2 separate regions of the Homo sapiens genome follow, and region 1 is linked to region 2. A link is a loop called in an ENCODE intact Hi-C map of the cell type or tissue named here. Cell type or tissue: mammary epithelial cell. All regions are shown on one strand. Each heading gives the region's core, and the rest is flanking DNA. Links, peaks and the distances in the headings are about the cores only.

The links. Hi-C counts contacts between places; a loop is a spot of excess contacts. Peaks named below come from ENCODE experiments on the same cell type or tissue, not always from the same donor. Only the 100,000 strongest peaks of a DNase experiment are listed, where the experiment ranks them.
Region 1: a loop joins it to region 2, with 2.1 times the contacts of the local background. A loop is called at or near these places in 3 of 110 quality-filtered maps.

The regions. Positions count from the first base shown.
Region 1 is chr3:44,939,133-44,951,996 of GRCh38, forward strand. ZDHHC3 (zDHHC palmitoyltransferase 3) reads right to left here. Exons shown (of 7, transcript NM_001135179.2): 3 at 6,036-6,160. Among named protein-coding and RNA genes, the nearest start is that of ZDHHC3, 31 kb to the right of the region's middle. RefSeq lists enhancers at 401-902, 903-1,402. In mammary epithelial cell, for the core only: no CTCF peak of the experiment used is centred there; a DNase peak (open chromatin) is centred at 3,549; H3K27ac peaks cover 293 bases.
Region 2 is chr3:44,983,815-44,999,745 of GRCh38, forward strand. EXOSC7 (exosome component 7) reads left to right here. Exons shown (of 8, transcript NM_015004.4): 2 at 5,326-5,427; 3 at 5,736-5,830; 4 at 13,273-13,438. Among named protein-coding and RNA genes, the nearest start is that of EXOSC7, 16 kb to the left of the region's middle. In mammary epithelial cell, for the core only: a CTCF peak has its summit at 8,965 (motif pointing right); DNase peaks (open chromatin) are centred at 9,507 and 10,207; H3K27ac peaks cover 3,165 bases.

The sequences.
Region 1 (12,864 bases), core at 42-8,041, 49 kb before region 2:
TGGCCTGGTTCCAGAATTTCCCTGGGGACCAGGAGGGCAAGGTAAGAAAAGGAGACACAAAAGGGACATGGAGGTAACAAAGAGCAAGAGAAGTACCAGCAAGTCCATTAGCCACTCTGCTTCTCTCTCTCTGTTACCACTTTTAAAAATACACATGAATATACATATAAGTATACATGCAGAATATATATTTTTAAATTGGTAATGCCTGTTCCCAATACACAATTTTAAAAGTGCAGATAAGCAGACAGTGCAGAGTGAGTACTCCCTGCATCCTAGGCCTCAGGCACCAGGTGCCATGCTCCCACCATAGAGCCTGTTTCTGGCATGTTCTTCCAGAGACCAGCACCTCTGGGTTTCTTAATCCCCTTCCCATCTGGGGAACAAACTCCTGAGGGTAACCACCTCCCTGCTCCTGGCTCCTGAGCAGTTTCTCTTTCATCTGCACTTATTTTTAAAAGGGTTTTCAAGTGGGTGCTCTTGAGACAGTGTTGGCTCAGCGGCAGAGAGGTGCCAAGTGGCTGGACATCCTCTGAAAGCTGCCCAAGAGTTTAAACAAGCTCTTACAGCAAAGCTATTCTTCCCTCTCCTCCCAGCCTCTCTGGAGACAAGGCGTGAATGCCAGGAAGCTGGGTTTCCCAATGGGCTGAGTCTCGCTGGGCTTCCAAATTAGAAAAATAAACACCGCAGGGAGAGTGAGTACAGCCTGCTGAGGGCCACAAGTGTTGGTCTAAAATGCTGGTCCCCGAGTTTCCTGTTTTCAAAGATATGAAATGCCAAACCCACACTACCCTTCTCCTTGGGCCAGGTGGTATGCAGAGTGGGTGGGGTGAGGCCCATCCCACGTGGCTGGAGGCACTGCTCAGAGGCTGAGCTGCTCACAGAGGCCAGAAGGGTGCTGGGGCTGGAGCCTGGAGCAACCAAGGACAGGGACCAGAGGCAGATGTTGAAGGGCAGTGAAGGACATACCACACCCTGCCCTGCTGTTTCACCTCTGGCACCATCTGCCATGAGGAAGAAAAAATGTGGACCTCCCCCCACAACTCCTGACTCCCAAAGGGAATCAATCACCTCAGAGCCAGCCCTTTTCCCAGCCCCCACTGCATGCACATGGGCAGGGGGCTCAGCAGTGTTCCCTCCCTAGGCATAGCAGGGCAGCCCAAACACAAGGCCAAGGAAGGCTCACAGATCACAGACTAAGAGCCTCTTCCACACACTTGCTCAGCCATCTTCCCCGTTTTGGCTGTGGATGGCCTCAACACCTGAGGCCCTTTCTTCATTCTTTCCACTTGGCAAAATCCACCCTATCCTCTAAGGGTCCTTCTTGTCCACAGTCCTCTCCTGGCATTCCTTTCTGGCACTAATTCCAGAGTCTCGTGGATGAGACGCTGTAAGCTGGTGAGCTCCATGGCACAGGGACCAAGTGTGCAAAAACAATCACAGAAAAGACCAAATGCCCTAAATGGAGGTATCTGCATCCTGGCCTTCCAGGTTTCCCAGGCCCCTTCTATGTTTCTTTGTCGTCACTGTAGAAGAAGGCAGATGCTTCCCTTCTCCCCTTCCTCCAGATTTCCTACCATTTTTTCAGGCCTCAAACCTTGGTAGAATCCACCAAGCTCACTGGCTCATATGTATTCAGTTTCTCTGGGGCTTATGTGTTTCCTCTCCAAGGAGGTATGAGGGCCCTTACTTGGTACTCATCCCCAAAGGAGCTGGCCGAGGCTCTCTTGCTCACCCTGGGTGATGGCTCAACATGGAAACATAGCCACATTCCATGGGGTTCTGTCTCTCCCTATACCAGCACTTACCAAACTATATCATGGTGGAGAAGTGTGCCTGCCCTGCTTGGGTGGCAGGCTCCTAGAGCCAGGGCCAGGTCTAATCCACCTCTATAAGCTCAGAGTCGAGCTCAGAGCCAAGCCCAGGGCCCCCTTTAGCAAGGGTCAGCTGAATGAAGTCTCTGACACCACAGACAGGAAAGAGCAGGCCTGGAAAATGAGTTCAACTACATCAGACTGGGATGCTCATGTAGGAAAATAGTAAGAAAACAGCAAGAAGGTACTAAGTGAGCCATGGCGTCACACACAGGTTTTCATTTTACCCCTCACTGGCTATGACTAAAATTATAAGCAAAAAAGACATCTATACCACATCCTGGCTCCAGCTCAGAAACGATTTTGGGAAGGACAGTGCAGTGGAGTGGAAAGAACAGGGGATCTGAGAGCAGGTCCTCATTTTGGGCTCTGGTCAGAGAAACTTAGGTTCTCCAATCAGCCTCAGCAGAACTACTCTGATCTCTTAGGGTCATTGTGAGCACCAAAAATGTATGCAAAATGCTTTAAAAACAATACTAGTGCTACATAGATTTTCTCAGTAATCATAACCATGAGAAAGACAAAACAAGAATCTCTCAGGGGCTCTAAGCAGCCCAGGACTGTCTTAGCCTCAGTGTGGGTGTCTGGGGTGTGGAGGCGGGGGGCTGCCAAAGTCAGAGGTCTCTCCCTCCTCATGCAGAAGAACCTAGCAGGAGTGTCTAATCTTTTGTCTTCTCTGGGCCACACTGGTAGAAGAAGAACTGTCTTGGGCCACACAAAATACACTAACACTAACAACAGCTGATGAGCTAAAAAAAAAAAAAAAAAGTCTATGCATACATGTCCTAATGTTTAAGAAAGTTTACAAATTTGTGTTGGGCCACATTCAAAGCCATCTTGGGCTGCAAGTGGCACACAGGCCATGGGTTGGACAAGCTTGAAAGCATAAGCCAAATGCCATGGCCATCCACATTAGCATAAATGGCTCCTCCCACAGAGTTTCCACATGCTTCCATGGTTCCTATGAACAGGAGATTTGACACCAGGATGAAAGAGCGTGGGGTTTCAGAGTGCTTCTCCCAGGAAGGAAAGACCCAACCACACACCATAGGGCTGGAAGGAACACCTACAGGCCCAAGGTCTAGGTGTATCTGTGGTATCCACCAGAGACAAGGGAATGGAGACAGTCTCAAATTCTAAAATGCTGGGCGCAAACGTATGTGCACACATGCACCTTTGCCTGAGCGGGCAAGGTCGACATCAACTTTAACCAGGCAGGCAGCCTCTGGGCTCAACGACTATAAACAAACCCAGTCTGTCTGGTATGCTGGAGATTCTGCTTATCCAAAATTGTGGGTCCCCAGATGGCCTGGGCCACCACGCACCATCACAAAGGAGCAGTTGTCAGCATGCATTTCTGAGGCAGGAACAGGCAACTCTACAGGCATCCTCACTTTAGTTCATCTGAATCAGCAGCTCTTGCTTTGCCCAAGCTGATCTGTTTACTAGCACACAAGAATACCTCCCTTGGATCATCCTGGGGAGAGAGGCAAGGAGGAGGCAGTGAGGAAAATGCCAGGCGGTGGAGGCAGCTGAGGGCTCAGGGAGAGAAGAGAAAAGAATCACCAAAAGTTCTTTTCTATAATACAAAGTTAACACCTCCCTGTTCTGGTCCAGCCTTTATAAACCCAGCATATCCCTAACTCCATACACATTCTTCTATTAGCAATAGCTTACGCTTGTTGAGCTAGGTGACTCACAGTTACTCATACTTAATCCTCACAACAAACTACAAAGAAACAACCCTTTTTACAGAGGAGAAAGCTGAGGCTCAGAAAGATGCAGCACCTGGCCGAAGGTCCACCGTGTAGCAAGCGACACAGCTGAACTTCCAACACCAACCACTCCAACTTCAAGGCCAGAGTCTGCTCCACCATACCGGGCTATCCTGAGAAACCACATAAGCAAGCTGAGCTTTTTAAAAAAAATCTGAGTGATGGTTAGAAAACAGCTGGCTCCTAAGCCCGAGAGTGGCAAGAAAAGACCAGACTGAAGCCTCCATCTCAGGCACAGGAGGCAAGCCTTGAATTAGATCTCAGAAGCAAGCTCACCCACAGACAGAAACCCCGGAGGAGCTAGCAATCACCATTGGCCCCTACCCAGGCTCCTCAGCCCTCACCCTCAAGCTTTGAGGAGGTCTGCAGATCTCTCTCTTTCAGACAGAAAAACATACATACAACTACATAAAGTTACATGTGTCATCCCCAAACTGGAGTTCCTGTGGAAAGAGCCCTGTCTGGACCTGGAGCCAGAACTGCCGGGACCCAAACCTGTCTCTAGTACTCACTGCTGTGTGACCGTGGAGCACTCAACCCCTTTGAACCTTAATTTCTTTATCTAGGGAGGCCATCCCTGCAGCAATCCCGATTTCCAGGGGTGAGTAGGAAGATGAAAATAGATGACTGACGCTGAGGCAGGGCAGGCTGAGGTGCCGTGGGCACAGCACACAGGTACTGGGGAGCTGACTCCGGAATCTGAGTGCTGGAGACTGGCCACTCTCCTCTGAAAGACAGGCAGCAAGGCCAGGCAGAAATCGCCGTTCAGATCTCTCACACACCCAAATGTCTCCGCAGGCTAAGCCTGACAAGGAAGATGTCCAACACCTGGAGCAGATTCAGTCCTCTATAACCCCTCCCCACCCAAACACATACCCTCTGAAAAGGGGACCAAGTGATATTTTTGTATTTCTGTAATTCAGCATGTAAAGTTTCCTTGTATGTCAGTCGAGGTGGCTCACACCTGTAATCCCAACACTTTGGGAGGCTGAGGTGGGAGGATCACTTGAGCCCAGGAGTTCGAGACCAGCCTGGGCAACAAAGTGAGACTGTGTCTCCCTTTGTGTGTGGTGGTGCATGCCTGTAGTCCCAGCTGCTCTGGAGGCTGAGGCAGGAGGATTGCTTGAGCCTGGGAGTCTGAAGCCGCAGTGAGCTATGAGCTTGCATGACAGAGTGAGACCCAGTCTCAAAATAAATAAATAAAATTTTTTTAGAGACAGGGTCTCACTTTGTTGCACAGGCTGGAGTGCAGTGGTGCAACCTTGGCTCACTGCAGCCTCGGACTCCTGGGATCAAGCGATGCTCTGCCCTCAGCCTCCTGAGCAGCTGGGGCTGCAGATGTGTGCCACCACACCCAGCTAATTAAAAAAAAATTTTTTTTTTTTGAGATGGAGTTTCACTCTTGTTGCCCAGGCTGGACTGCAATGGCACAATCTCGGCTCACCGCAACCTCTGCCTCCCGGGTTCAAGCGATTCTGCTTCGGCCTCCCGAATAGCTGGGATTACAGGCATGTGCCACCACGCCCGGCTAATTTTGTATCTTTAGTAAAGACAGAGTTTCTCCATGTTGGTCAGGCTGGTCTCGAACTCCTGACCTCAGGTGATCCGCCCGCCTCAGCCTCCTAAAGTGCTGGGATTACAGGCGTGAGCCACTGCGCCCGGCCTAATTTTTAAATTTTTTTGTAGAGATAGAGTCTCGCTTTGTTGCCCAGGCTGGTCTTGAACTCCTAGGCTCCAGTGATCCTCCTGCCTTGGCTTCCCAAAGTGCTGGGATTACAGGTGTAAGTCACTGTGCCCAGCCAATAAAGTACAACTTTTAGCTAGATGTCTTCTCATCAGAAAAACTTAATAAAGAAACCTGAAAACAAAACAGAAAACTGACCACAGATAAGATGGGGAAATGGCTTTCTTTTTTGGTTTAATTCTGCAACTATCATAACCTTTAGAAGTTTTAAAAGAAAGTCTTCATTCAAGGACAACCGCTTCATTTCAAGTCCCAGACATTCACAGAATGATTTTCTAAAGCTTTTTCTCATGGTACCCTTGTAATAAAGCTGTGAGGTAGGAAAAGCAGGAATCCCCTCCATTTTACATATATAAAAACAAAGGCCCTGCCCAGGTCCTATGTCAGGTGTGGCAGAGCCAAGTCCCGGGACAGGTGTCCTGAGGCCAAACCAAATGCTCTTTGCAATCTAGAGGGCTCACAGGGACCAGGAAGGAGACTCACAGTGATCACTCTCTGCCCAGAGCAGGGGACATTTGGAATCCCGATGCTGACTTGGCCCCTGTTGGGGAAGTGTGTGCTACTCCAGGAGGCAGGTGTTGGCGGGGATGGAGGGAGGCAGGACAGTGGGAGAAGAGAGGAGGCGAGCCCCAGTGAGTGTACCTGCAGTGGTGGGCTCGGTCGGGCTTGATGCTGCAGCATTTGGGGCACTTGTACACCACCTGCCCAGGCTTCAACTGTAAACTCTCGATGAATTCTTTAGTGGCATTTCCTTTGGGCACTGCCCCCTGTAGGAAAGATGAAAGGTATCAGGGTTGGGCTGGGGGTTCTATCAGCTCTAACATTCTACAGTGGGGATAGTTATTTGAAAGCAGCAACCACACACACACATGGACAGGACACTTTGATACCAACAACATGTGGACTCTGTGTTCAGAATTATGCCAACATTAAGGAATATTTATTGACCAAAAATTTTTCTGAGGAGATGCCATTAGGCCACATTAATTCTTTGATTTCTTTTCTTTTCTTTGTTTTTTTGTTTTGTTTTGTTTTTTGTTTTTTTTAGACAGAGTCTTGCTCTGTCGCCCAGGCTGGAGTGCAGTGGTGTGGTGTAATCTCGGCTTGCTGCAACCTCTGCCTCCTGGGTTCAAGCGATTTTCCTGCTTCAGCCTCCCGAGTAGCTTGGATTATAGGTGCTCGCCACCACGCCCAGCTAATTTTTTGTATTTTTAGTAGAGATGGGGTTTCACCATGTTGGCCAGGATGGTCTCAATCTCCTGACCTTGTGATCCGCCCGCCTCAGCCTCCCAAGGTGCTGGGATTACAGGTGCAAGCCACCACACCCGGCCAATTCTTTGATTAATTTTCTACACTAAACAGTGACATTGTTCCTGATTACTTTGTATTTTCATTTTACTGGAATTATTTTAATTGAATCCATTCTCTCCTATATAACAGCAAGGATTTGGCTCACTGACTATTTTTTGGTCTATATTAAATTTCCTGATAACAGCTTCTCCCTTTCTAAGTTTCACTGGTGAGCAACATGTCTAACAGTTTCCCCAGATCAAAATTTGCAGCTCCACATTTTAATGGGTTGTTTGCTGGGATTAAGTTTTACTTTTACCAGTGGTATTGTTATGAATAATTGTAATCTATATTTGGTTCTTAGTGAATCCATAAGCAACTGGGAGCTGCTGCCCTCAGGTATTTGACTTGCTGTCTGGCCAGAGCTGCCCTCTGATTTGCTCTTCCACCTGTGGAGTATGCTTGTGAATACTTAGCGTTCTTTAGAGCCAATGGCAGAGCCAAAATGCCATAAGATTCTGCTCTGGCTGTGCACCCATCCAAACAGAAGGAAAACAGGCAGTGCACAGGCCTAAGTAGGGTCTTAATAACCAACCTTCACCAAGAGCCTGCTTGGTGCTGAGCCCTGTGCTCTCATGCTCACTGCTATGGACTCAGGAATCACAGGAGGTCCCTGCTTCCAAGACTTATAGTGTTTTGGAGGCTGACAAACGATTCTAGTAAAAGAGGTTACATGCTGTGGAAGGTATTTGTGTTGAGGGAGCACAGAGGAGCCAGCAGCCAATTAATCAGGGGAATCAGAGGAGTTTTAAGTAGTGATGTTCAAGGGTTGTCTCGAGGAATGTATAGAGGCTGGCTAGGTAGACCTGTGGGAGAAAAGGGATTCCAGCAGAGGAGGGCATGAGTAATGACAAAGAGGTGAGGGTGAGCATGGCATATCTGGGAGACAGGGAGAATATCAGTGTGCTGAACTGTGCGTATGCAGTGTCAGCGGGGAGGCCGGACCGATGGGCCGGGGCCAGCCCATGTGGTGCGCTGAATACCAGGTTGGGATGGGATTTTTCTTTATAGGTAGCCTAGAGCCATTAGGTAACACTGGTGCTTCAGGAAGAGAGCTCAGTTGCCTGTGTTATGTGGATCATATAAGAAGAGGGAGAGATGAAAATTCCAGACACCACGTAGGAGGTTATTGTTGATGGTCCAGTAAGGAAAAACTGAATTACGAGGATGGAGCGGGAGAAGTGGAGAGGAAATTCTGAGATCTGAATCTACAAATGATGGTAGGGAACCAACTTGTTATTGGGTGGTGGAGAGGGTAACAAAAAGGGAGGAGATGAGCCCCAGTAGGGTTTCCATTTTTAGCAGCTGGTAAGTGGTGGCACGTCAAAACCATTAAGAGAGCAGAAGGAAGTTCTGAGAAGAGCTGATCAGTTCAGTTAGGGTATGCTGAGTCTGAAGTGCCTGAGGGACACCCAGGAAGGTAGCTGGGAATATAGGTCCAAGAAGTAAGAGAGAAGATCAGTCAGTGGCATAGCACAAAGGGTTAGAGCTGGCTTGGAAGTCCCCTGGCCTTGCTTTAAATCTGAGCTCTACATTTGCGAGTGGTGTGCCCACTGACAGGTGGGCCTATCTATGCCTTAGTTTCCTAATCAGTGAGGCAGGACTCATCTTATCTAATTCCCAGCATTACTGAGAAGGTTAAACTAGACATAGACAACTTGCAGAAAGGGCTCAGATGGTACTGCCACAGATAAAGTGCTCAGTAATATGGTGGTCTGTTTTCTGGGTCTGGTGTTGGCACCAATGCTGCAGCTTCAAAAAACTACAGATGCCTAGACTCTTATGCAGCACTACTATAAAAAAACTACCAGGGAGTATGGCCCTGACTTCTGCATTTTTTACACTCCCTAGCAGAGTCTTCTACTCTATAGCCAGGGCTGAGAGCTACTGTGCCAGACCAGAAACTCCATGATTGGGTCTACCTTGATCAGCACCAGATGCCCTGGCCTGGTACACAGTATGACACAAAGTGAAAGGTAAAAGATCCAGCAGCTTCCAGCAAAGGGGTGAAAGAAGTAGTGACAACAGGGAGCCAAGGATGTGCCATCCTGGGAACTCTGCCTGCTTGGCCCAGCTCCCAAACAAGAACCACACCTGACACGAGGTCAAGCCACAGCTATGGCATTGGACTGGGGCACTCTTCCCTCCATGACCCCTGTGTCAGGTCTACTTCACAGCAAGCTCCACTCCTCAGTAGGCACCCATGAGATACCACAATCAGGGAAGTCAGTGTAACATCAGAAGGACAGAAACTAAGACTGTCCCCACATTCTGCATGTGCCCAGAGTGAAAGTACAGTTTATTAGGGTGGGCAAATTGGGAGTTTCAGATAGAGCACCCTGGTCTCCCCAGAGTTGGACCGATGGATTATAACAGGCCAAGTGAGGGGTTCCCAGGGCAGAAGGGATGAAGACTGGGTGTCAGAACCTTTCCTATAAAAGAATTCTGGGAAGGGAAGAGCCACTGAAGAAACAGAAAAATCTTTAAGTGCTGGAAATGCAAGGGAGCTGTGGTTCTGTCTTGCACTGTGAAAATGACTCACAGTGGATTAAGATTCCAGCTAAGAAAACTGCAGAGACAAGTCAACCAACAACTCTCTCCTGAAGGTCTACACCATGCCGAACACTGTGGGAAGTACAAAGAAGCGATGGGAGCCCAGGCCTCATACAGCTGGTGGGTGGACAGGTGCAGATGCAGTGAGGCTGCTGAGGCAGAGCACCTAGAGAAAGGCATGGCCACCAGTGCGTCAGGAGCTAAAGGGAGGCAAGAGGACTGAAAGTGGGGATCCTAGGAAGGCCAGGAGGATCCTGGTGGATACTAAGCAGGAGAGGAGCACCTGGGAGGAAAATCAGTTCAAGCACGGTCCTAGAGGTGGGCCTACAGATCTCCTGTCGTCTGCTCTTCACATGACTCTTTGCTGGGCCCCAGCCCTTCCCCTGCTAAGCCTCTGCTTCTCCTGCCTCAGTGAGGACCTATTCACTCCTGAGATGGGCAGCACTTGGCTGACCTGTCATTCAGAGCAATGACGTGCTTCCCCACTGAGGATGAGGAGCCAAAGGCTCACAAGGAGCAGGAGACAAGGAGGCAATGAGAAAGTCTGAAGGAACACTTGTCCACATGCAAGCGCACCTCAGTGCTGCAGGCTCAGACTGAGAGTGGGGTGGAAATGAGGTCCTTTATACTCTTTCAACTCTCTAAAGCATTTCATTACTTTTTTTTTTTAAGTTAAAACAGTAGAAAAAAAATCTGGTCTGCAAAATGTAGTCAGATGTCAGAAAAGCCTATGACAGAAAGTTCAAAAGCAAACACATTTTGGTGGGCAAGGACCACATGGTATCTACAATACCAGTTAGAATACCGTTTTGGACATTAAATATGCTATAAAAATACACAATTATTGACACAGGAAACATCTATAACAGATTTTATATACATATACACATACATATAAATAAGAAAAAAGAAAAAAAATGTGTGGTGGTACATGTCTGTAATCTTAGCTACTTGGGAGGCCAAGGTGGGAGGATAGCTTGAGGCCAAGAGTTTGAGAGCAGCCTGGGCAACATAGTGAGACCCTATGTAGGAGGATCACAGGTACTTTTAATTTTCTTGACTATATTTATGAAATATTCTATTAGAAACAAGTGGCTTTTGCAAAGAGGAAATGATCCATTAAAAACAAGCAAAACAAAAACAAAAACAAAAACTTGAGGAGCCACCCAAAGTAGGAATATGATCAACTTTCCTGAGGCTTGTAACCAAAATGTCATTATTGTCTCACCTTGAGACATCCAACGGGCCACCAGTGAGGCACTGTGAAGGGCCAGGGTCTGGAAGGTTTCATGAAGGTGAGGCAGGGCCCAGACCACATGGCATAAGTGGATTTCCAAGGGGGCCTGGGAAGGGCACTGGTCCAGGCAGAGGACAGGGTCTCAAGCCCAAAGGGCCTTATTTTTCATTATTTTTTCTTTTTTTTTTGAAACAGGGTCTTGCTCTGTTGCCCAGGCTGGAGTGCAGTAGCACGATCTCAGCTCACTGCAGCTTTGACCTTCCAGGCTTAGGTGATCCTCCCACCTCAGCCGCCCAAGTAGCTGGAACTACCGGCACAAGCCACCATGTCCAGCTAATTACAAAAATTTTTTAGAGACAGGGTCTCACTATGTTGCCCAGGCTGGTCTTGAACTCCTGGACTCAAGCGATCCTCCTGCCTTGGCCTTCTGAAGTGCTGGGATTACAGGGGTGTGAGCCATTGTCCCCAGCTGTGTTCTCTTTCATGTAAAAAGTAATTGAGTTTGGGCAACTGTGTGGATCCTAAAACCAGAAAACCACAACTAGAAGTTACTATTGTCATGTGTATAAGAGAAAAAGTGCAAAGGGACATCCTTTCCCCCAAGGACATGAAGCAACGAGGCTTGAGTTTTCCTAAATTATGGCCCAGGTGGTTTTTTTGTTTAGTCCCAGTTTTTAAGAAGGTCCCAGCCACCAGAATGTACTGTAAGCCCCAGGGGACCCTGTATAAAAGACTGCAAGAGGAAACCTCTAACCCATAAAAGGGAATCAGAGCTCTTGTTTGGTATTCTCATTACGGCCTATTTATTCCAGACCTTGAGTAGAGACATCATTCAGCAGCTCAGCCTTTCTAAACATGTGCCCCCACAATGAGACTCCATTTGCATAAATCTCCCAAAAGGCCCATCTCCATTCAGGCAGGGCCCCACCCATCCAACCACCTGAGCCCACCTCTCAGAGCCAGAGAGCAGCTGGGCCAGCCCCCAAGACTGAGGAGTCTGATGCATACACTTTCCAGTCTCTGCCTCAGGCAACTTTTTGTTTCATTCTTTTTTAAAATGCATATTATGCTCTTTTGGGCTCATCTCCACAGATTTCAGAGCTCTTTGTTATTAGTTCATGGTAAGGAACTTTGTTCTTTACAATCCTGGACAGACAGCAGGAGATTGAAGGCCTGAGACATTTTTGTCACTGCTGTCATGCTTGCATTACTGAGAAATGCCTATCCCCCTACCCCACGTTCTTACACACTCCACAGGGATGTCTTGAAGCTTCCACACTGCTGCAAGCCTAGCAGGTCAAAATGCACTGACTTTATCTCTCTCATTTCCAAAGTAATACTTGTTCATGGTTTTAAGAAAGAAAATACAGATGAAAAAGTGGAAAAGGAAAAATTCACTCTGATTTGATCACCCAAGACAAGTACTACCAACATTCTGAAACATATTCTTAAAGTCTTTTCTCTTTGTACTAAAGTAAAAACACTTTAAAAAATCTATAGGCTCATAAAAAGCAGATCACAAAGCTTCCAAAATATACATTTGGCCCCACAGTGGAACCAATTTAAATCTGTTTTAAAATAAGTGTGTAGAAGCTGTTAAAGCTTTTCTGCTCTAGTCATGGCAGAACTCCTTCCACATTCTCTGCACAGAGCTCTGAGTTTTCAGTGCAGAAGGAACATAATGGTACTTGTATGTGCACCTGTGTGTATTTAGGGGTGGGGTAGGGTGTGATGTGCCTCCATCAGCCATTCCCCTTAGTAGGTAGCCCAAACTTCTAGTACCTTCCTTGACCCCTGCCCACTTCCTTTTCTATTTTGGAGCAAATTAAGGCTGCTAGGGTTAAATCCTTCTCATATTCCTCATCTCACTGCCTCACTGTCCCTGGACTCACGGGTACCCACTGTCTTGGAAGATGAGGCTCAAGTCAATCCTGGCCCTCAGGGCCCCCATACCATTACCTCCAAGCTTTCTCCTTGTGTTCTTAGCAGGCTCTGAGCTCTCCCTGCCCTTTCATAGCTAAGCTGCTTGAAGCCTTGTGCACCTGATGTCTCTGCTGACCTCTCCCTTACTGTTCATGCACCTGTCCCCTCCATACCAGGGAACTGTTCGCACCAGGTCACTGAGCAACTCACTGTGGCCAAATCCAAAAGTCAATTCTTAGCCCTTGTCTTCCTTGGGGTCTCCTCACTGTCCTTCTCCCTGTCTGTGGGGCTGTGCCTCTCCCCTCCTCTTGGAATCCCGCCCATCCAGGCTACTGGTGTTCCTCAGGGTTCAGGGTTTCACCCCAAGACTCCTTCCTTCCCTGCTCATTCTGCACTCTCTCCTGAACA
Region 2 (15,931 bases), core at 4,598-12,597:
CCAGGCAGGTTTGGACAATTTCCTAAGCCTTTTATAAGGAAAACTGGGTTTAAAAAAAAAAGTTGCCCTGGGTACAGTGATTCATGGACTGGTTAGGTTGGTTTTTTTGGTTTGTTTTCCTCCTATCCTTTTTTTATATGGAAAAAAATTATGCATGCTTGGAAAGGAAAATTTGTAGCTTTTCATTTATCTTTTACTTATCACCTGAGCCTTTCTCCAGGAGGCAGAGAGTGAATTAAAGGCTGGAAAAGCAGTATCTGATGAGGCTCAGTTTTCTGACAGCCCACCAGCCCCTTCCTGGACCAAGTACATTTTCACTACAAAGAGGTGTGACTAATCTTTCAGAGCAAGTGATATTTTAGAAGCAGTAGTTGGACCAGATGTGGTGGCGCATGCCTGTAATCCCAGCACTTTGGGAGGCTAAGGCAGGAGGGTCACTTGAGGCCAGGAGTTTGAGACCAACTTGGGCAACATAGCAAGACCCCATCTCTACAAAAAGTAAAAAATAAAAATTAGCTGGGCATGTTGACATGTGCCTGTAGTCCTAGCTACTCAGGAGGCTGAGGTAGAAGGATTGCTTGAGCCTAGGAGTTTGAGGCTGCAGTGATCACCACTGCACTACAGCCTGGGTGACAGAGTGAGATCCTGTCTCAAAAAAAAAAAAAAAGGAAGAAGCAGCAGTAGTAAACCCTGTGACCTTGTGGCCAGCCAGTTCATCCTGTGAAGGAGGTCTCTGCTGAGTCCTTTTGTAAAGTGAAGACATCCTTTAGAATGCAGTGGACTGTGTAGCATAGCGGTTAAGAGCTCTGACTTGAGGCTTAAGTGCTACTTACTGGCTGTCTGAACTTGGGCCATTCATTTGACATCTTTTAACCTCAGTTTTCTCATTTGTAAAATGGAATGAATAACACTATCGTATAGGATTATTGAAAAGATTAAATGCATTAACTGCAGTATTCCTTGCACATTATCTGGTATATAGTAAATGCACAGTAAATAGCAGCTGCTATTATTTATTGCAAATAATTACAGCCATTTTAATTTATAGATCTGTAGAATTAGAGAATCACTTTGAGACTAATTTAATCTCCATCTTTTACAAATGAGGAAACTAATCCAGAGAGGGAAGGGGCTTGTCCTAAGTCAAGTGGCTAGTTAGTGCCAGGAGCTGGCCTGGAACCATGAGTCATGTTCCTAATGATTGTTCATACTTACACCATATTTACACCCCACAAAGAACTTCTTGTCAATAACCTTTCTGGGCTGGGTATTCACTTTCCTAGCTGGGGAGTGGGGCACATGGAGGTGGAGAGGGCTGGAGTGTTAGAGATTGAGCTAGAAAGCCTTCAGGTTCTATGGGTGAGGTTGGGAAGAGACACAGTTACATAGTTATGGGTCTTCCAGTGAAGAGGGATCACCTTCTGGAGTTCTATCCTAAAGGCTTACTCTCTTAGACTTGAAATTCTGTTGCTTTTTGAATCCATCTCCAGACTCAAGATAGGGATATTGTGTCTGGAATTGGTGGGTTCTTGGTCTCACTGATTTCAAGAATGAAGCTGCAGACCCTCGCGGTGAGTGTTACAGTTCTTAAAGGCGGCGTGTCCGGAGTTGTTCCTTCTGATGTTCAGATGTGCTCGGAGTTTCTTCCTTCTGGTGGGTTCGTGGTCTCGCTGGCTCAGGAGTGAAGCTGCAGACCTTCATGGTGAGTGTTACAGCTCTTAAGGCGGCACACCTGGAGTTGTTCATTCCTCCCGAGGTGGGTTCGTGGTCTCGCTGGCTTCAGGAGTGAAGCTGCAGACCTTCGCGGTGAGTGTTACAGCTCATAAAGGCAGTGTGGACCCAAAGAGTGAGCAGTAGCAAGATTTATTGCAAAGAGCGAAAGAACAAAGCTTCCACAGTGTGGAAGGGGACCCAAGCGGGTTGCCACTGCTGGCTCTGGCAGCTTGCTTTTATTCTCTTATCTGGCCCCACCCACATTCTGCTGATTGGTCCATTTTACAGAGAGCCGAGTGGTCTGTTAGACAGGGTGCTGATTGGTGCGTTTACAATCCCTGAGCTAGACACAAAGGTTCTCCACCTCCCCAGTAGATTAGCTAGATACAGAGTGTAGACACAAAGGTTCTCCAAGTCCCCACCAGAGTAGCTAGATACAGAGTGCTGATTGGTGTATTTACAATCTCTTAGCTAGACATAGAGGTTCTCCAAGTCCCCATCAGACTCAGGAGCCCGGCTGGCTTCAACCAGTGGATCCTGCACTGGGGCCGCAGGTGGAGCTGCCTGCCAGTCCCCTGCCATGCACCCGCATTCCTCAGCCCTTGGGTGGTCGATGGGACTGGGCGCCGTGGAGCAGGGGGCAGCGCTCCTTGGGGAGGTTGGGGCCACACAGGAGCACCCATGGGTGGGGGTGGGAGGGCGGGGAGGCTCCCGCATGGCAGGCTGCAGATCCGGAGCCCTGCCCCGTGGGAAGGCAGCTAAGGCCCAGCAAGAAATTGAGCACAGCAGCTGCTGGCCCAGGTGCTAAGCCCCTCACTGCCTGGGGCCAGCTGGCTGCTCCAGAGTATGGGGCCCGCCTAGCCCACACCCACCCGCTGAGCCCATGCCCACCCAGAACTCGCGCTGGCCCGCAAGCACTGCCCGCAGCCCTGGTTCCCACCCACGCCTCTCCCTCCACACCTCCCAGCAAGCTGAGGGAGCCGGCTCCCACCTTGGCCAGCCCAGAAAGGGGCTCCCGCAGTGCAGCGGCGGGCTGAAGGGCTCCTCAAGTGCTGCCAAAGTGGGAGCCCAGGCAGAGGAGGTGCCGAGAGCAAGCGAGGGCTGTGAGGGCTGCCAGCACGCTGTCACCTCTCAATATCTTCCAGGGAGGAAAGGTGCTGGGGGAAGGATGGGCTGCACAGGACCTTCCACCTGATTTGTGATGTTTATTTTCTGTCATTGAAAAGTTAAACGGGTGAAAGACCTGAAGCAAGTATGGCAGAGGGTGATCATTGGTACTGTGTGGTGCTGCAGTGTTTTGCTTTTTTCTGTTTAATTTCTCAAAAAAGTCAGTCACATATGCAGTTAGCCAGGCAGTTTAAAGATAAACTGTCAGTCACATACTTTAGAGCAGTGTTTTATTTTATTTTTTATGTTTCTGGGAAGCATCAACTCCTTGGAGAATCTGATTAAGCTAATGATTCTTTTTCTGAAAAAAACTGCTTTTGAAAAATGTTTACAAAGAATGAGAAGGAGCTCCATGAGCCAACGTGGAATGATTTCCTGCATATATATAGTTAAGTGTTAAAAAAAAAAAAAAAAGTAAGAGTATCTATAGTATTCCACCCTTCATATAAGAAACAAGGAGATATTAAAAAATTCATGTATTTGCTTATTTGTGCAGAGAAAATACAAGAAAGATAAACCTGAAACTGAAGAGAAACCTAGGGTGAATGGGAAGAAAGGGGCATGAAAATAGCATAATACGGAGGAGAGTGACATTTCTCTGAGCATACTTTTCTGAGTTTTCTCTCAGAACTATAGTGATAGCTCACAAACTCAGAAAGTAAATAAGTAATTAAAAGTAACCATGATGTGGGGGAACCCAAAATGGAAAACAAAAATTTACAAATGAAAATTAGCCAGGCATGGTGATGTGCCTGTAATTCCAGCTACTTCAGAGGCTGAGGCGGGAGAAGCGCTTGAACGCAGGTGGCGGAGGTTGCAGTGAGCTGTGCCACACTGCACTCCAGCCTGGGCGACAGAGCCATAGTCTAAAAAAAAAGTTACAAGTTACAAATGAGCCTGTGTTACAAGTGAGTAATGTAACCACACTGAAGGGCACGTAGAAGAAAAGAACTGAAGTAACTGGAAAACAGTATTTTGCCTGGATACTCTGAGGCTAAAGACAGAACTTTACACAAATACTGTGTGCTATTAGTAAATTTGTTTCTCACAGGGGTATGGGTTAGAAGTTCAGAAACTGTGTATACTAAGATTGAACAAATACAGAAATACATGTTAGATAATAAGAGCCAGCTTTCTCCTTCTTTGAGAAAGAAGTTACAAATAAGAAACAGAGGAAGGTTAGAATGAACCATGTGATGTTAGATTGGAATTGATCTATCAGTATGAACTCTTGGCTTTTTAATAGATATGTAGATAGATACAGAATTAAACAGATTTGTGTGTGTGTGGTGGGGGTGGTTAGTATACATAACTGTATTTTCTAGCTCTGTCTGCTGAGAAGTTCTGGAAGAAATAATACTCCAACAGCAATGAACTTAGAGCCTAGTTCCTGGTTTTAAGTACCATTCCCCAATAAAAGCAACCAGGGCTCCTTGGAGAAAGGCTTGATCCCTAGGGCTGGGCAGAGAAGACACAAGAGGATAGATATCTTGTGTTGCAGAAAGTAGATAATTACTCAAAAAGTTGGAGGCATGTTGAAAGAGCACAAAAACTAACCCAAAGAAGCCCCCAGTGGCCAAATTTGGAACACTTTGAGCAGCAAAATAACTAATGATAGTAGTGGATTATAACCATAGCATAAAAGATACCAATGAGTTGTACTGATACAAGTAATTGAAGGAGTAAATAAATGGGCAGAAGGAACAGGCAGCGCGTAGACCACCCTGAAAACCATCTTCTGCCAAAAGAGTCAGCAAACTTCCTGTAAAGGACTGGATAGTAAAGATTTGGGGCCTTATGGGTCATATCTCTGGCCCAACCACTCAGCTCTGCTTTTGTAGTGCAGAAACAATCATAGACATTACCTAAACAAGTGGGCATGGCTATGTTCCAGTAAAACTTATTTACAAAAACAAGGGACCTTAGTTTGTTGACCCTGTTCTAGAGACTGCCTCTTTAGAAGATTAGGTGTCTTTCACTATTTACACAGTAGATCTTGTTGAGTTTTAGGGGTAGGAGGGCTTCAGTTGAGATGATTGTACTCTGTAGCTCTGACAACATATACTTCTTGGTGCAATTTAAGAATTGCAGATTTAGAGAGAGGTGGCTTATTTTGTCTCTTGTTCAGATCTTGTTTTTGTGTGCATATTCTATATAGTGGTATGTAGTATAGATTTTGCAATCAGACACAACTGGCATGGAAAACTAGCTTTGTTTTCACTAGCTGTAGGACCTTGGACAAGTCGCTCAACTTCTCTGAGTCTCCATTTCCTCATATGTAAAATAGTAATGTTGTTGTTAGCTACAAGGACAGAATTTTAGATGATCCACTAAGAGGAAAAGAGATATTCTGCATATATCTTCTCTAGGGGGAAAATGGGTGAGTCCGTTTAGGAGTTATTGTTGATCTGGGGTGACTATAGGACTGTGGTTGTTAACACCTAGGAAGACCTCCGTGTGGATGGCCGTGGCTGTGAGGACTACCGATGTGTCGAAGTGGAAACTGATGTGGTGTCCAACACTAGTGGGTCCGCCAGGGTCAAGCTGGTGAGTACTGTGACCATGGTTCAAGCCCAGGTGGAGAAATGAGTAGGCCCTAAGGAATGAGCTGCTGACGCTGTCTGGCTTTTGGAATGCAAATTGCTCTTGGGGAAATCGAAGATCCGAGCCAAACTCAGGGAGGGGGGGTCTATCCAGATCTGAAAAGACTGCTCACCTCCTCCAAAGACCACTTTCCAAGTCTTAGCACTGCTCCTAAAAGAGTCCCCCAGGGGTGTATGTCCAGAAGAGGAGGGAGGTGGTGGAGTACCTGGCTGCATACTCTGAGTGAGGACTCTTCTTGCATGTGTCTGCAGGGTCACACAGACATCTTGGTGGGAGTGAAAGCAGAAATGGGGACGCCGAAGCTGGAGAAACCAAATGAAGGCTACTTGGAGTTCTTTGTTGACTGGTCAGTACTGTCTATGCAGATATTTCTAAAGATAAATGATTTTAAAGATGAAGATTCAGAAAATGAACCTCTGGTTTGCTGTTGAACCCACTTTTATACTTATCATTCAGCCATCCAGCAGGCATTTGCTGACCTCCTCCTATGTGCCAGGTACATAGTCAGGACTCTTGGCTTGAGTCCTGCCCTAGTCTTAACCACCTGGCTATTGCTGGCCTTGTTTTCCCTGTCCGATAAAGGAGGACATTTGCCAGGCAGCCTAGCACATGATTGTGATGAGGGTCAAATGAAATGATTGTGTTATGGTGCTTTGAAAAATATACACAGTAAGGATCATTTGGTCTAAAATGTGCTGTTTCTCTTCCTACTCTAGTTCTGCAGAAAACTGTTCATGATTTGCTTGACAGATGAAGCCTAGGGTCAGCCAAGCAGCCTGACAGGCTGAGGAAGTGGCAGCTAGGCAGGCAGTATGGGTGCTGAGAAGAGAGAGGGCTCTGCAGTGTCTGCAGCCAGCCTTGGGCCAGAATGTCACTTCCTTCTCTGGCCAGCTTTGTGATCTCAGGCTGGTTACTCAGTCTCACTGTGGCCAAATTTCTTCATCTAAAAAATGAGGATAATAAATAATACCATGGTGATGAAGAGGAAATGAATAGAGTGAGTACCTAGCACAGTGACTGACTTCCAGTGGGCTTTCAATAAGTGTTATTTCTCCTTATTTTGTCAATAAGTTCAATAAGTATTATTAGCTCCACATTCTAGGGGTCGGGGCTTTTTATTTGGTTGCTGGCCAGGTCCCGTCTTCTATCAATTACTTTGCTTCTGGAAGCCAGGCCTTCTTGAAGTGGGTAAGGATCTCTGTGGGCTCATGCTGGGTGTAGGTATATAATGTTGACCCTGTATCAAGATCCCCAAGACCACCTCCACATTCAGAGATTTGCTAGACTTAGCATATAGTGATACTCACAGCTAAGGTTTATTACAGCAGTGAAAATGCAGTAACTTATTTGTGACATTTCTGCCCAGGAAAGCCCATTAGAGACTCAGCACCCAAGATTTTTACTGGGAGCTGGTCACATAGACACTCGATGCTTAATACATAATGAAGTTTTCTAAAGGAAAGCAAATGTTCAGCATAAATCATATTATTTGCACAATATAGGCACAGTGGACTACCCCCATCAGTTTACTATTGCCTGGGAGCCAGGTTCCCGGATGCCAGCCAAGGGCCAACCCTGCAAACAGACCCTTCTGAAAATAGCACCTTTGGACTGCAATGGCAGCCCTTTTTTGCACAAATGTTAACCCACTTTTGTAGGGTGAGTTACAGTCTTCCAGTCTGAACTTCCATACACGGAAGCTGATTCTCATAGTACTCGTATAAGAGAAATGACAAATGAGTTCAGAGAGAGTAAGTGACTACCCCAGGGTTACAAAGCTAAAAATGCCAGCTCAGGTCTGTCCAACCTGTGAATCTTTGCTCATTTTACTTCATGCAGCCTATGGAAGCCAGCTTTGGAGGGCTGCTCTTGGGGAGTCCAAGAACTATCCATGTTCATTTTTCTGGTCAGTTTTTTTTCCAGCCCATTCCTGTCCCCTACTCTGGTCCCCCAAGTCGTCTCTCCTGGTTCTGCTCATCTTCTCTCACCAGCCTGAGTTGTCCCATGGAATTGGCCCATCCTTTAAGTCACTGTGGATGATGGTGACCTTGTTCAAGCCCCCAACTTATCTTTTCCTTTGTTCTTGGAGGAAGCAGAATGCCTCTGGTGGCCTTGATCTGCCTAATTCAATGCAGTAAGCAGTCACTGAGGAGCAGACAATGTGTGAGGAACTGTAATTTGCTTTCTTTTTCATCTCCTTCATTACCTTCTACCTCATTCATTTTAGGCAGACCAAAGACATTCAGCCCAACCACACCAAAGAGAGGGTGTTGCCCTCAGATGCTTGGTATAGGGGATACGTTTCATTGTGGCTCTGTGTCTAAATATGACTCCAAGTTAGCCTGCTGCTCTTATCCCTTTCTTGTCCCAGCTGTAAAGGATGAGTGACTCTAGTGTGAGAGGATTCTTTGAGTTGCCTCTTCCCAAGATCTGGCTTCTAGAAGTAGCCTATCTTTCCTGGCTTAGAGTGGCTGCCTGCTGGTCTCTTTTCCTCCTCTGTGGGTCTCAAAAGGATCCCCACAGGCCCAAGAGCTCCAGTATCTAGGTAGTTCTCCTGAATTGATTTCTCAAGATGGACAGTCTCAAAGTGGCACACTTTACCTTCTTTAAGTGGCTCAGCTAATGTAATCAGCCGGGCAAGTAGAATCACCATGAGAGAGTCACAAAACCCCATTTCCTACAGAGATGGGAGAGGTTACCAAGCACTGATCGCTGCCACCTGTATCAGAACCTCAATTGAGTCTTCAAGGAGCATAATTATTTTAATTGCATAAACAAGTGTGTCCTTTTATTCTGAATCAGTGAATAGGAATGGCTTCTGGACACCCGTGGATGTGCCCAGCAATAAGGGTGCCACACACCCACTCCCACCTGGACTCCAGGCATAGGGCCTCTGCTGGAGAGCTCAAGGCATTTGCCTATCCACAGGCTGAAACATAGTTGCTGCCCAGTGGAAGGAAATAAATTGGTGGTGATGGTGGTGGTGATGGTGGTGAGGGTTTCTTCTGCTGCTCTGAGTCTAGTTTGATTTAACTTCTTGTTAGCAACTTCCAGTTTTAATTAAATTGCCAGGGGTAGAGAGGTCTCAGAAAACTAATTGATTTTCTGCCAACCCATTTCACTTGGTTTTGTCTACTTGGGATGATAATACATGGAGCCAAGATAGACACTGTCGCCACCTCCATAATTTACCCTGTTTCTTGGGAATGACGAAAAATCTTTGATATAGCCCTCACAGCCCTTTGGAAAGACTGCTGCACTGACCCTGAGCCCTGTTCCAGAGATGCCTGGCAGCACTGTCACTAAACTGGGAGCAAAATCTGACCTTTTCATGTCTTTGGTTTGCTGGTTGTAGCTGAGAGTAGGCTATTTTAAATGAGAATTTGGAAACTTTAGGAAAAGGTGGTTTCTATCTAAAGCCCAAAGGAAGGGAAGATTTTAGTGAGCTGGTGTGTCACCCTGCGCTGCCACTAGGCGGCGAGCCATCAAGTTGCTTCTCAGTTCTCCGACCATTGTGTTGATGGGTTTAGGACTGTGGTTTAACCTCTTAGAGAGGCTTGGGTTTTTAACTAGGGGAGTTTAGGAGAACATTTTTCATTCATAAATGTTTCAGAATACTCCGCACTTGTCACTTCCCTTTGGGATCTTAACTATTTTTCAATGTGAACACTTGTATTTTTCACTAAAATTGAACCAGAATCTTCAAGCCTGCATTGGTGGTTGGAGTCACTATATCTGGGTTCCTTGCCTGCTTAGTGCTGCTAAAGGGGACACTGTTCCTGGCTGAGGGGCTGGGGGTGGGTACAAAGCAGAGAGGCAACCTGCAGAAGCCTTTTGAGGCTAATTGTAATCAAAGTCTCCCAAGCTGATGAGATAACTCTCGCAGACACTTCAAACAAAGGCTTGTGATGAAAACCTCAGAATATACTTACTATTGGTCTGGTACCCATTTACAGGGAGGCTTCTACAGGCTCAGACATGAGCACATGTACACTCAGAGGAATCAGCCTTAGGGCCTGTGTTGGGGCTAGATGACTACTGGAGGGGTAAGGCCCAGGTCAGCCCTGCCTAGGTACCCACTAGATCACTTTTTCTGCTGTGGGCCTGGCCTGACCTGGACGTAAGACTTCATAGATTTGTAGGCTAGATTGATTGCCAGGCAAGCAACAGTGGGCCCAGTGTCTAGAGTCCCTTTCCAGGTAGGCATGGCCTTGATCTCAGCCTACCCCAGTTAAACCAGAGATGTTCCAAGCAGGAGGGTAGAGGTGATGAGTCAGAAGGGGTGGAGAGCTGGGAGGGGTAGCATTCCCAGGATCTTAATTAGTTTATCCAGCTCAGTAAACAATTTCCCACAACTCTGGAAGAGGGACTGGTCATGCTTTATGAAGGGTCAGAATTGGTTTTGGTAAATGCAGAAAGCATTTGGTTTTATGCCCAAAAGACCAAGTGTGTACACCCCCCACTGAAGGAGTAGATTGTGATGCATATGAGCAGGCAGCTACAATTACCAGCCTGTGTTTTCTTTCTCTCTCTAACAGAGCAGAGCAGCTTTTTATTTAGGGCTTCCTTGGTCAACATTCCTTGACTCCAACATTTGTTGTCTAGTGATAAGTTCCAAGACCAAAGCATACATTCATTTCCCTGAGGCAAAAGGTAAAACCAAGGAAAGTGAACCTGACTAATGTTAGACTATAAACCAAGCTTGCCAAATTACAGATTCAAGGAGAGTACAGGGAAGCATAGAAGATAAGGGCCAGGCTGCCTGGGTTAGAATTTTAGCTTACCAGGCACAGTCATCATGTGGCCTTGGACAAATTACATAACCTCTCTGTGACTCAGTTTTCTTGTTTCTAGAATGGAATCCATACCTCCTAGGGTTGTTGTGAACATTAAATGAGTTAATACACCTAAAGTACTAAGAGTGGTGTCTAGCTCATGCTAAACATTAAAAAAAAAAAAAAAAAGATAAGGTCTCCCTTCTTGTAAAATGAGAGAGTTAGACCATCTGGGGTTTCACAGTGTCATCCCACAGGTCAGATCCCACCTGGGAGATTTTTGTTTCATGTAGGGATTTTTTTTTTTTTTAAGGTGGACCTTAAATCAGGGCTAGAAAGTTTGCCACAGCTTCCATCATTCTCTATTAGTTATATGTGGCCCTTTGTTCAGATACATGTAGTAACCTTGCTGACCCCTATAGCCATTTGGGTTTTTATCCTCTGGAGATGGTCTCTAAGGCCTTTTCCAGGTCTACATTTCTGTCTAAATTTGTCAGAAAGAGTCCTTGGGCTGTGAGTGCCCAGTAGTGAAGTGGAATCCTCATTTCTCTATTCCAGCCTTTGTCTTCACACATCAGCAGAATATGGGGTCTGTGGCTTTCTTATGTTGCTTAAAGCATTGTACCCCATCCCCCACCCTGAACAATTGCTTTCCGTTTTCCTAGCCTCCTCCCCAGAGTCACTGCACAGCTATGGCACCATCCAGTTACAGGAGAGTTCCTTGGGCTCATGAGTCTCTAAACCTTCCTCTCTGTCTGACTGCTGGCTATGGTGGAAGAATGGGTGTGTGTGTGTGTGTGTGTGTGTGTGTGTGTGTGTGTGTGTGTGTGTGTTTTAAGCCATTTAAAAATAGGTAAAAATTTCCACTTTAACCCAGTGTCAAAAAAAAACCAGTGGGGCATGGGTTTGTTGTTGTTGTTGTTATTTTGAGACGGAGTTTCACTCTTGTTGACCAGGCTGGAGTGCAGTGGTGCGATCTCAGCTCACTGCAACCTCTGCCTCAGGTTCAAGTGATTCTTGTGCCTCAGCCTCCTAAGTAGCTGGGATTACAGGCATGTGCCACCACGCCCAGATAATTTTTGTATTATTAGTAGAGACGGGGTTTCTACATGTTGGTCAGGCTGGTCTCGAACCCCCGACCTCAGGTGATCCACCCGCCTTGGCCTCCGAAAGTGCTGGGATTGCAGGCGTGAGCCACCACGCCTGGCCAGGGGCATGCATGGTTTTATAGGTAGATTAATTTAGACAGTTGGACCTGGGAAGCTCTATAAATCATCTCCCAAGGCTGTAGAAGAGTTAGTGCATTAATCCCAAAGAAATTAGTCACACCCAGGAGGATGTGCCCACTACATTCAGGGAAAGGTAAACATTTTGAGTGTAAGCATCTCTGGCTGGATTTGTGTACACAGAAATCTCTGTAGATGTATTTTTAAGCACTTAAGACCTGGGACTTAATATTGATTGCTTAGTGTTTAAATTAGAAACAGGTTGTGTTTTGCTGGCTGTGCAAAGTAAAAACCTGGTCCCTGTTGACTTGATTATTTCACCATAAATGAGCTGCTTTTCTTGGCTCAGTGCCTGAGTCCAGCAAAGGCAGGGAACAGCGAGGTTGCTATGGCAGTAATGAAGTCTCTCTTGGGGACTTTAAAGGGGATTCTGCTGGCTCACAGTGGTAAAGGAGGAGTACATAATTAGAGAGGCAAAATTTTATGTAACAACATAGTCTGATTAATTTGGGATTCATTCTTCCACCTATATTACTAAGTGAGATTTCTTTTAGTGTTACACAAATAGGGTGGGCACTGCCATGGGCGTTCACACAGGTTTTGCTTTGCCTGGAATCTTCCTGCCTCTCTGGCCTGACCAGCTCTGCTCATCCCAGGTTTGAGGTCGCCTTTAAACCTGAATGCTAATTGACACTCCTGTGCCCCTACTCCCGCTTCTACCTCACTGTTTGCTCCCTATGGTGAAACTCCCCTACCTCACTGGAACTGCTGGCTTTGGGTCTGCATCCACCTCACTTAGTCTCTAGGTCTCTGGTAGCTGGTGCAGGGCTGGGTGCCTTCCAGATGGGCAAGGGGTCAGAAGGCTTTAATATGTGATTTTATAGAGTCCATGCTGAAACCACTGGCTTCTTACCTTTCTAGTCCTTTACTGTTACAGTAAAATAATTACTAGAATGTTACTTACCTCATATACATATTAAGGGTTTGTTTGTATTAAGCCAAAAACTCTCAGAAATGTCCTGTTAAACACTTCAGTGTTTTTAGGGTGGCTAATGTTGAATCCTGTTAGTTTTGTTGAGGTTATTGGGCATAAATATCAAGAAGCCAAAAAGGGAAAAAAAAAGTTTTTCTCTTGAAAAATATCAAATGAAGGAGGTAACCTACTACTTACAAGCCAACAATCTTTCCCTTGCTTTCTTTCATTTTCCTTCTCTTCAGTACAGTGATATCTAAAGTTTCTGACAAAGCTCTGACATACTATCATACATGTCTTTTAAGTTATTCCAGAAAGGTTATTGTACTTACATTGTGGTTTTTATATTGAGAGTATCGTAGTGTGTTCTAAAGCTGTGAAACTAGAGGTGGTGTATATGACAAAACCCCTCTGTAACCCAGACTGCTTCATTCCCTAGGCCTCTCAGTTTCCTAGGCCTGCCAGAGAAGAGTATTTATTATACTCTGAAGATAAGAGAGTTAATTATTATCGGCCGAGGTTCACATTACCATCACTCTCCTGTTTCTCTTTGACTAAAGATGGCTTCTGTTAGATGCTATTGGGAAATCCCATCACACACACTGACAAATCCAGGTCACAGTGCTGGTCTGGTTCATTACATGTGTCTGGAGTCAGGAAAAGTGGCAGATGCCATCCTTTCCTCATCTCAGTGACTTTCTGTCGAGCAGCTGGCTCTTCCAGCATTCTACAGGGAAACTGGAATAAAGCTTTGCCTCTTTGCTTTTTGCACTTGGAAAGACTCACCCAGTTTTTTTGTTTCTGTTTTGTATAGTTCAGCCAGTGCTACCCCTGAATTTGAAGGTAGAGGAGGTGATGACCTTGGCACCGAGATCGCTAACACCCTCTATCGGATATTTAACAATAAAAGCAGTGTCGACTTAAAGACCCTCTGCATTAGTCCTCGGGAGCACTGCTGGGTTCTCTATGTGGATGTGCTGGTGAGTATCATCGTGCTGTACTGGCCACATTCTACCTTTGTTGGAAAGACTAGTTGGCCTATTTTCCTTCCAGTGCTTTTTTCCTCTTCAGGTGGATGCTTTCAACTTATAGGGTGGGATTAGTTGGGAAAAGATGGTCTCCTATAATAATTTTTTTAAAAATTAAATACAACATAGATGTAAGCAGCATATATATAATGCCATTCTATGATAAAATTATAGTCATATCATGATAGCACCTAAAATTGCCCATAAAAATTGTCCAGGAAGAGTAAAACAAGAGATGGTCTCTGGATGGTGCCAGACAGAGTTCATGGGCAGAATTTAAGCAGGTTGGTACATTCTGTGTGGAAGGATGATTAGCTCTTTACATGCATTTTCATTTAAACCTTATAAACCTGTTACAAATGGACACTGTTATATTTCCCATTTATAAGTGAGGAAACTAAGACAGACAGAGGTAAATCAACTAGCCCAAGAGGTCTCAGCTTGTGAGTAGTGCTGTTGAGTCTCAAAGCCAGGTCTGTATGATGTGAACACCTGGTTTGACTTCACTGTGCCATTGTTTCTTTTAAACACCTCAGAACGTGCCTGCCTTTAGTTTCCTGGGTGAGGCCCCAGAGGCCCTGCCTCCTCCCACACAGAGTCTACTCCCCTGGGAGTCTTTTGAGTCCAGCCCGTCATTTCTTCCCTTGTACTTTGCCTCCCAAATACTCCTCTACCCAGGTTTTGGCACTCGACAGTAACTTCTCTGTGTAGCTCTAATTAATTTTTTTTTGTTTTTTTGTTTTTTTTTTTTTTGAGATGGAGTCTTGCTCTGTCACCCAGGCTGGAGTGCAATGGCGTGATCTTGGCTCACTGCAACCTCTGCTTCCCAGGTTCAATCGATTCTCATGTCTCAGCCTCCTGAGTAGCTGGGACTACAGGCACATGTCACCATGCCTGGCTCATTTTTGTATTATTAGTAGAGATGGGGTTTCATCATGTTGGCCAGGCATGTCTGGAACTCCTGACCTCAAGTGATCCACCTGCCTCGGCCTCCCAAAGTGCGGGGATTACAGGTGCAAACCACCGTGCCTGGCCTTACGGGGATTACAGGTGCAAACCACCGTGCCTGGCCTTAATTTTGCTTTTGTATAATCACGTAGCAGTTGGTTGCTTGTTTATATATAGGCTCTTGTTGGGTCTGTTTTGAACCATGAGATTAGCAACTACATCTTCCACTTCAGATGAAGGACAAAAAGCTAAGCTATTGGCCAAATAGATTCTTTAATGAATGTGCAGATAAAGGAGATCTGTGAACTGATGGTGAACTTCATGAAAAGAAACAGCCTGGCTCTGCATGTTGGCTCTATTGAGACAGGGTGGAGTTTTCTAGATATTTTAAAATTAATTTGATATTGGATGGAGCATAGTCAAAAGGTAGCAGTGGTAACCATTATCTAGCAGGTTACTGTTGCAATGCTACCACTAATAGGTAAAAATAATGAAATTACAAATCTGTTTGCTTTTTTTCCATCTCTGATAAGTGGGATGTACCTTGTAGTATGATTCCTACTAAGTTGGCAATTTTTCAGGTCCTGGGTTTGAGAAGGTGGGACCTGGCAGCCTGTAGTCCTTACTGAGGATGGTAGAGGCAGGCTTCATAGTTGCCCAGGGAGGTGCAGCCCCATGACGTGAACTCTCCAGTTCCATCCTGTGTCTGAAGAAGTTTATGTCCCCTCCCCTCCGCCACTAGAGAAAGTTAAGACACAAGTGTGTGGCACACTGCATTTGTCCTTTTGTAATCCTTTGTTCATCCTCAGTATTCATGCACACTTGTAGTTTTGTAGGATGGCCCAGTGATGGGGACTGATGTGCTTTTGATTCAGTCAGTTAAAGTCAAAGCAACAGAAGCCTGTTCTATTAGGGAAGGCTTTTACAAAACTGATGACTACTGGGACATTATCTCAGCTCAGAAGCAGCCCTCTTCAGTGAGCAGGGGATGGATACATGGTGCGCAGGAATATCCAGGGGAATGTGTATTGTGTCCCTGTCATCTGTAGACCTTTCTTTTTAAGACTCCTGGCATTTGGATTTCTTCTGAAATATTTGTTTTAAGGGTTTTGCTTATTTTGGAAGAAGACATGAGCTTTTAAAATGTTGTCATTTTCTGACCGGGCACAGTGGCTCACACCTGTAATCCCAGCACTTTGGGATGCCAAGGCAGATGAATTCCCTGAGGTCAGGAGTTCGAGACCAGCCTGGAAAACATGGTGAAACCCTGTCTCTACTAAAAATACAAAAATTAGCTGGGCATGGTGGTGCCCACCTGTAATCCCAGCTACTGGGGAGACTGAGGCAAGAGAATTGCTTGAACCTGGGAGGTGGAGGTTGCAGTGAGCCGAGATGGTGCCACTGCACTCCATCCTGGGCAACAGAGTGAGAATCCATCTTTAAAAAAAAAAAAAGTTGTCATCTTCAGAAAAGTTTTTAATGAATTAGAAAAGCATT